Regions from separate parts of the Homo sapiens genome. Here region 2 is linked to region 1. Evidence: chromatin contacts called from ENCODE Hi-C or POLR2A ChIA-PET data. All regions are on one chromosome and are shown on one strand. The core of a region is the stretch at or near the end of the contact, and the rest is flanking DNA. Distances in the headings are between cores, read along the strand shown. Region 1 holds the start of RPS6KA1 (ribosomal protein S6 kinase A1). Region 2 holds the start of NUDC (nuclear distribution C, dynein complex regulator).

What was found. A loop is a pair of places that touch in the nucleus more often than their neighbours do. ChIA-PET counts read pairs that join two places held with the same protein, here RNA polymerase II (POLR2A). Pooled maps may share reads with other maps.
Region 2: a pooled map shows a loop between it and region 1 (4-fold over the local background). The contact joins the promoter of NUDC here to the promoter of RPS6KA1 in region 1. A Hi-C loop is called at or near these places in 3 of 50 pooled maps. POLR2A ChIA-PET finds 5 or more read pairs at or near these places in 3 of 52 experiments (GM12878, HEK293 and HEK293T).

The regions. Positions count from the first base shown.
Region 1 is chr1:26,527,971-26,531,853 of GRCh38, reverse strand. RPS6KA1 (ribosomal protein S6 kinase A1) reads right to left here and starts at 2,093. Exons shown (of 22, transcript NM_002953.4): 1 at 1,871-2,093. The coding sequence starts at 1,933. It overlaps LOC124903884 (a long non-coding RNA gene), which reads left to right and starts at 456. Exons shown (of 2, transcript XR_007065558.1): 1 at 456-656; 2 at 1,293-2,734. RefSeq lists enhancers at 1-576, 577-1,487 and a silencer at 1,729-2,208.
Region 2 is chr1:26,919,818-26,923,700 of GRCh38, reverse strand. It overlaps NUDC (nuclear distribution C, dynein complex regulator), which reads right to left and starts at 1,958. Exons shown (of 9, transcript NM_006600.4): 1 at 1,772-1,958. The coding sequence starts at 1,852. RefSeq lists enhancers at 1,150-1,691, 1,812-1,931 and a silencer at 2,062-2,211.

The DNA.
Region 1 (3,883 bases), core at 844-3,343:
CTCCAGGAGTGGGGGAGGGGGGACCAGACAACAGTACCCAGCGCTCTGCACCCTCTCAGGCCCAGGAAGTGGAGGCTAGAACCTAGCACTTGCCACTGGAGAAGCAGAGGCCCAGACAGGCTGAGGACTGACTGAGGATCACACATCGTTTCTGGAGCGAAGCTCCTGAGGAAATTGCGTCCCCCTGCCCCACCAATCCCAGGAAGTCCGCTGGTCTTCCCCTCTCACAGACCTGAGATGTTACAGAACTCAAAACTGAGATGAGTTTCCCAGTTAAACCTGGCTCCCTGGTGAAGCTGGCCCCTGCCTCAGGATTCCCTAAAGAGAAGCAGGAAGTGGTGCCCCAGGATCGAGCTCCTGGGTGTCCACCCTCCCTATCAGCATAAAGTCACTCCCCAGCCTCTCCCAGCCCTACCTTCTCCTTTGGAGGCCTGGTCCCAGGGGCGTGCCTGGGCAAAGGAATCCACCTCTGAGCACCACCCCCAGGACCTTGCGCCCCGGTCCTAGTAGCGGGGTGGCAGTACAGGGGCTGCAGAGGGCAGTGTTCCTCACCTCAGAGGGTGAGTCAGCGAGAGAACCTCTGAGCAGCCTAGCAGTGCCTGTAAAATCCCCATGGCAGGAATCCCAGAGCAATTTACTCCAAATTGCTCCTTCAGGTTGGTTACCTAATCCTGCCGCGCCCACCCTCCAATAGCCAGTGTCGGCCATCCCTTTAAAGGGGCAGCACACCCTGGGGGCTGGGGACCCTGGGTGCTCACCCTGATCTAAGCCTGTGGTCCTGAGAGGCAGGACACTTGGTGGCTGCCCTAGGTAAGAGAGGGCAGAGGAGGGGACTGAGACAGGGGCTCCAGGCCCAAGCTGGGAGAAAGTCATCTCAGCTCCTGGGCTCAAATGAGGTCTCCATTCCCTCCCTGCATACCCCCAACAACCACCTGGGAAGGAGAATATCACCTGCTTCCTTCCCAGCAAGAGGTTAAGGAGGAAGTTTTCCACCAGCTCATTCAGGGGCTTGACCTTGACCCTGGGGTCAAAAGGCACAGGAAGAGGTGGCCTTCTGCACGCTTAGGGACTGGAGCCACAGAGCCCTCAAGGGAGGTCAGGAGCTGCTTCTGAGAGAGAAGGAGCTGGGTTGTCTGGGGAGTCTGGGCTGGCAGAAGCCAAACTCCCCAAGGGCCCAGCCCTTCCTACCGGAAGGGGCATAAGAAGGGAGGCAGGCACCAAGGTCCCCCCACGCCCTGCCAGGAATCATCTTCACAAGGTCTAAGGGCTCTTCCCCACTCTCGTCTCCACAGCCTGGGGTAGGGCACACAGGTGTCCTCTGGCCCTAGCCTCAGGGCAAAGAAAACCAGGAGTTCCAGCCCCAGACGGGTGGTGCCATCCCACACTCCGCATCCGCCAGGGGTCAAGAGGAGCAATCCTTCTAGGCTCAGCAGCGGTGAAGCCAGAAGCAGGGAGCTCTTGGCGGAGGGCCCTGGGAGAAGTGGGGGTCCCATAACCCCTGTCTCTGGTAGAATCCCAGACATCTGGCACTGAAGATCTCCCCGTCTGCATTAATGGAGGAAGCTCCGACAGCTCTGGACAGATGCCGGGACGGGTCCTAGGTGTGGGGTGAAGGCGACCAGATCTCAGCGCCCCATAGGATCCCCTCTCCTGGCTATGGCGGGGAGGTAGTCGGCGCTTGGCGGAACTGTCCCTCGCACACGCACACCCGGGCATAGGGGGGTGGAGCCGGACAGTGGGCAAGAGATCGGAGGGCACTCGCGCCCTCGCGGGCGCCCGCCGGACTGCAGCGGCGCTTCGGGCCGCCCCGCCCCTGTGAGGATCCGGGCTCGCCGGCCGCGGGCGCCCGTCCCCCGCCCCGCTCACTCACCTCCGGGTCCAGAGGCACTAGCTCCATGAGCGGCCAGGGCTCCTTGAGCTGGGCGAGCGGCATCTCGCCGCCGCCAGGTCACCCGCGCTCCTCCGGCGGCCCCGGCTGCGCCGCCTCCCGGGTCCTGGGGTCCCTGGCTCTGCGACCCGAACCGCCGCGCCCCCCCGAGCCCCTCGCGCTCCGGCTGGGCCGTCCGCCGCCGCCGCCGCGGCACTAGCACTTCGGCTCCCTCCGTCACCCGGCGCCGCCGCGCCCATTGGCTACCTGCGCGGGGGCGGAGCCGGAGAAGCCCCGCCCCAGCCCCCGCGGCGCGGCATTCCCAGCGCGGACCCCCGCCCCCGCCGCGCCCCGAGGGCCGGCCCCGCCCCTGCCGCGAGCCCCCGGCCCGCGCTCGGCTCCGCCGGAGAGGCCCTGCTGGCTCCTTCCCTTCCAGTGGTGTACCCCTGGACACACCACACCAGGGCCACCGTTCTCCCCCGCTCAGCTCTTTTGGAATCCCAGCCCAGATGTTCCTTCTCCTTCCAACGGGAGAGAAGCACCTTATCCCCGACCCCAGCACACACATTCACACTGGGTTCCTGGGCCTGATCTAGGCTGAGGCTTGGAAGGAGCCTGAGACCCACTCCCCTTAGGCCCTCAACTCACCAGGCCCTAGAGATCCCCTATCCTCTAATTTCTACCCCGCCCTGAAGCTAACACTGTGATCTCCGGGCGATCTCAGTGCCCCAGGCCAAGATGGGCATCAGCAGTTGTTACCACCATCAGGACCCATAGTGCCACCACAGAGTGATTGATTGATCGATTGATTTTACATAATGTATATAAATATTACATATATAAATAAATATGTATAAATAAATATTATATATATGCACATATATGTATGTATGTGTGTATATAGTGAGAGAGAGAGAGACACGAAGTTTCGCTTTGTTACCTAGGCTGGTCTCTGACTCCCCGGCTCAAGTGATCCTCCTGCCTCGGCCTCCCAAAGTGCTGGGATTACAGGCATGAGCCACCGCGCCCGGCCAAGAGTGATTTCTTAATATGCGTTTTTGCAATCTGTGCTCTGCCCTATCACTTGAAGGGGGTCCTTTCAGGTCAGGTCTCCCTGGAGTCACCTGCAGCCCCAGCTCTGGACTAGTTTGGGTTTGCGACTCTCTGAGGAGGGACCAGGCTCCCAGGATGAACCGAGGCTTGGTGGGACTTGGAGTGAAAGGCCAGGGAGACTGGTTGCCCCAGAGAGATTCAGCCTCCACCTAAAGAGCCTTAGGGGTCCGGGTGTGCTGAGATGTATTCACATGTGAGGAGTGAGCTTGCTGGAGGGACAAGCTTGCTGGTTTCGCAGGAAGACTGGTCAGTTATTTGCAAAGCTGTTCTAAGGCAGGGGAATGGGAAGGAATGTTTATCAAAAGCTTCCTGCGAGCCATGTGATTTCCTTGAATGATTACCACCACCTAGTTTACAAATCCTGAAACAAGCTCGGAAAGATGAAGTGACTTACCCAAGGTCACACAAGAGGTTGAGAACAGACTAGGGCTTAAAAAAATCAAAGTGTCACACCTGTAATCCCAGCACTGGGAGGCCGAGGCGGGCGGATCACGAGGTCAGGAGATTGAAACCATCCTGGCTAACATGATGAAACCCTGTCTCTACTAAAAATACAAAAAATTAGTAGGGCGTGGTGGCAGGCACCTGTAGTCCCAGCTACTCGGGAGGCTTAGGCAGGAGAATGGTGTGAACCCGGGAGGCGGAGCTTGCAGTAAGCGGAGATAGCCCCCACTGCACTCCAGCCTGGGCGACAGAGACTCCATCTCAAAAAAAAAAAAATCAAAGTGGATAAGGATTTCTCCAGAATCCACGTGCTCCCCCTTTTCCATGGCTTTCCCAGGGTAGGACCTCAGCTGTTGAACTGAATTTTGAGTGAAAGGACTTTGGAACCCAACAATTCTGGGTTTGAATTCCAGCTCTGCTACCTTCTTAACACAGGGAAACTCATTTTATGCCTCTAAA
Region 2 (3,883 bases), core at 709-3,208, 390 kb before region 1:
CAGGAGTTCAAGACCAGCCTGGCCAACATGGTGAAACCCCGTCTCTACTAAAAACACAAAAATTAGCTAGATTACAGGTGGTGGGCACCTGTAATCCCAGCTACTTGGGAGGCTGAGGCAGAGAATCACTTGAACCCGGGAAGCAGAGGTTGCAGTGAGCCAAGATCGTGCCACCGCACTCCAGCCTGGGTGAGAGACTCTTGTCTAAACAAAAAAAAAGACACTGGCTAAGTTACCGGGTCAAAGCAAGAAGGAGGAGAGCAAATGAAGCCACTTCAAAGGAGGATAAGATGGATTAATTCTGGCTGGAGTACAAGTGTAGCCAACGGTTTGAGTATCAGATGGACATATATTACCTTTTGACTTTGCAGAAGTTTCTTAACTCTGTACAACAGGAATAAGATGCAGTACCTATTTCTAGGGACCTGGTGAGGATCATGAGGTCAAGGAGGTGAGGCCTTTAGCAATGTATGGCACAGAGCAAGAGACCCACTGGCAGAGGGTAAACACCTTACAAATAGGAACCATGAACCATGGCTTAGTCTGTCTGCCACCTGCAATGCTGGGCACCAGATATGGCTAAAGGTACATAATCAGTAAAATTCTTGCTGAATGAAACAATCTAGTGGTGACTCAAGGTCAGCACACACAAACCCTTTATTTGCCCAAGAGTGGGTCTAAATCTGATTAAATCTGATGCTAGAACATATCTCAATGGTTTCCGTTCTTGCTTCTAGACAGTTTTTCAATTTGCTCAAAAATGAACTCGCTCCCAAATCCAGTTTTGTGCGAACAGTTTAGAGGAATGGAGACAGGAAGGCTTTTCACACTTGCAAATGAGAAACACTCTCCCCACCACAAAGGGCTTAGAAGTCCTTGGTCACCAGACACCTAGGTTACATAGGAATAGAAAGTTCAATGGAAACCTACCTCCAGTAAGACACAATCAGCCATGGACTCTGGGAAGCACACTGACCTGTCTAGGTGAGAACCATGTTGCATGATCTAGGCAAATCCTTGCCACTTCTCTGGCTCTGAGAATGAGAGTTCTGATCCTGACAGACTTTTCTACCGTTAACTTTGTGTTTGTTCCAAAAAAACCAACTCCAGAATCTGTAACAGTTGGCCCTTATTGTCGAGTGTGGGACACACATCAATCACACGACAAATACTTGTTGAATGAAAAAGCCTTATTACTGAGAACTTACGGTTCTTAACTACTCTCTGGAAACCGGTATTCGCAGCTGTCTCACAGATAAGGAAACTCAGGCTTGGAGAGATGTAAAGGTTCCAAGTTGGTAGGTGGTGGAAACTAATCGTGAACACAGGCCTCCTATTCCCCCATTCAAGGCCTAACAAGACCACGTGCTAACATCAGCCCGCTCCCCTACCACACACATTCGACGGCTCGCCCCAAGCCTTGGTGGATCCAAATCACGATATTTGCGACGGTTCTTACTAAGGGATGCTCCTTGGAAGCCGCCATCAAAGTGGAAACGGGGGTGGGGGCATATGTGAAACTAAAGGGGGATCCTAAGCTCAGGGATGCGATAATTTGCTACTACTGAGGGGCGCCGGGGGCCCGGGACTGATGCGAACCGGGTGAGACCTGCTGGCGGGTGGCCAGGCCGGAAGCTGGGCGCAGTGAGAATGTAGGGGCATCCCAGAAGCCCGCGAGCCGCTGGGGTGGGTCTCAGCCCTCGAAGGCAGAGAAGGGCGGAAGGAGCGTGGCCAAGGCCGCCGGGTGGGCCGACGCCGCGCGGGCCGTTACCTCCTGCACGCCGCCCTCGTGCTGCTGAGCCATGGCCAGCAACATGCCGTCGAACCGCTCCTCCTCCTGCTCTCCGCCCATCGCGCCGGCTCCGATCCACGTCCCGGAGCTCTGCACTCTAGTCCCGCGCTCTCTACGCTCCTGCGGGTCGCGCCGGGCCCAACGACTCTAGTCGTCCGCCTTCCGCAGCGGAGCCGGAAACACGCACGCGCGCGGCTGCCCAGGCCCGCCTCCACCTCCTCTCTTCCCGCCTTCCTCCCGGTTTGCGGCCATTGACCGTGCGGCAAGCAACCCGCTTCGCCGACCATTGGTCGACATTCGGAGCCAATCAACAAGCGCGTCCACGAAGCGGTAGGCGGAGCCGTGGGCCCGAGAGTTTGGCATGAGTTGCTATGGTCACCCGATGCCGTGGAGACTTCTAGAAAGCCCTGGACTCAAATCTGGCAGGGTTGGAAGTTAAAAAGGGACAAGTTTTGCCCCTCTCCCTTGCTAGCGACCCCCCCAGCTTGTAGAGCAGTGAAGCTGAAAGTAGCCTTACTCATCTCTTCCAATCCTAGAAGGGACTTACCACAGGACAGCCTCCTCCTCATCGACCTCACTGCGTACTTGACTAGGGCCAGCTTCATGGGAGTACAAATTGCAGTCGCACAGCACCCAGGCTTAGAAAGGCTCCACGCTTGATTTCATGGCCTTCTGTTATAGTCTTGAAATTCTTAATAATTTTGGAATAAGGAGACCCACATTTTCATTTTGCACTGGGCCCAGGAAATTATGACAGGTGCTGAAATTGACCTTCACTTCTGTTAATGCGGGGACAGGACCCAGCCATCCAAGCTAATCCCTCCACTTGTGCAATGAATCTCATCATCTTAGTCTTTTCAGGAACTCTATCCCTGTTAATTATCCCTTTTTTTAGCTTATGCATCACAAATATCTTTCTTCTTCCCTTCAATTTACAAACACGCTTTAATATCTTTTTGTTTGTTTTTAGAGATGGGGTTCTTGCATTGTCACCCAAGCTGGAGTGCAGTGGCACCATCTTGGCTTACGGCAGCCTTGAACTCCTGGACTCAAGCCATCTTCCCCACTTCAGCCTCCAGAGTAGCTGGGACTACAGGCTCACATCACCACGCCCTGCTGTTTTTTTTTTTTTGTTTTTTGTTTTTTGTTTTTTGGTAGAGATGGAGTCTGTGTTGCCCAGGCTAAGTCTCAAACCCTGGTCTCAAGCACTCCTCCTGCCTCAGCCTCTCAAAGTGCTGGGATTACAGGTGTGAGCCACCATGCCCAGCCCTGTTTTTATATTATTATTCCATGGCCCCACTTTCTTCTGCTGCTACCTCTCCAATTTTCAGCTCTCATTTGCAGCAAACTTGTTTGCTTGTTTTTCTACTCCCTCACCTCCCATCTCTCTACAGTATATTCTAGTCTATCTATTCTTCTTTTTTTTTTTAGACCAAGTCTCACTCTGTTGCCCAGGCTGGAGTGCAGTGACACGATCTCAGCTCACTGCAACCTCTGCCTCCCAGGTTTAAGTGATTCTCAGCCTCCCAAGTAGCTGGGATTACAGGCACCACTACGCCTAACTAATTTTTTTTTGTATTTTTAGTAGAGGGGTTTTCACCATGTTGGCCAGGCTCGTTTCAAACTCCTGACCTCAAGTGATCCACCTGCCTCGGCCTCGCAACGCGCTAGGATTACAGGCATGAGCCACTGCGCCCGGCCTGTTCTAGTCTATTTTTTAAAGGCTCTGATATGGTTACAGTGCTACATATTGCCAAAGCCAATGAACCACTATTATCTTACTCAACTTCTCAGGTGCATTTGACACAGTTGACGCCTTCTTCTTTCCTTTTTTCCTTTAGGTTTCTCTTTTGGTTGGAATTGCGTGTTCCCCACTTCAGACTAGAGACTTCTCCCTTTAGATTAGAGATTCCTGGAGTTGATCTGTGTCTTCTCCCTCAGACTGAGGGCTCTTGAGGGCAGGGCCTTGCACTTGCACGGGCCCATCCTAGGCACTGGGAGCAACCCCAGCAATGTCTTCATAGCGTCAAATACATATTTTTTTTTCTTTTAACATGCAAAAGCAAAATTCTAAAATTGCAATTGGTTAAG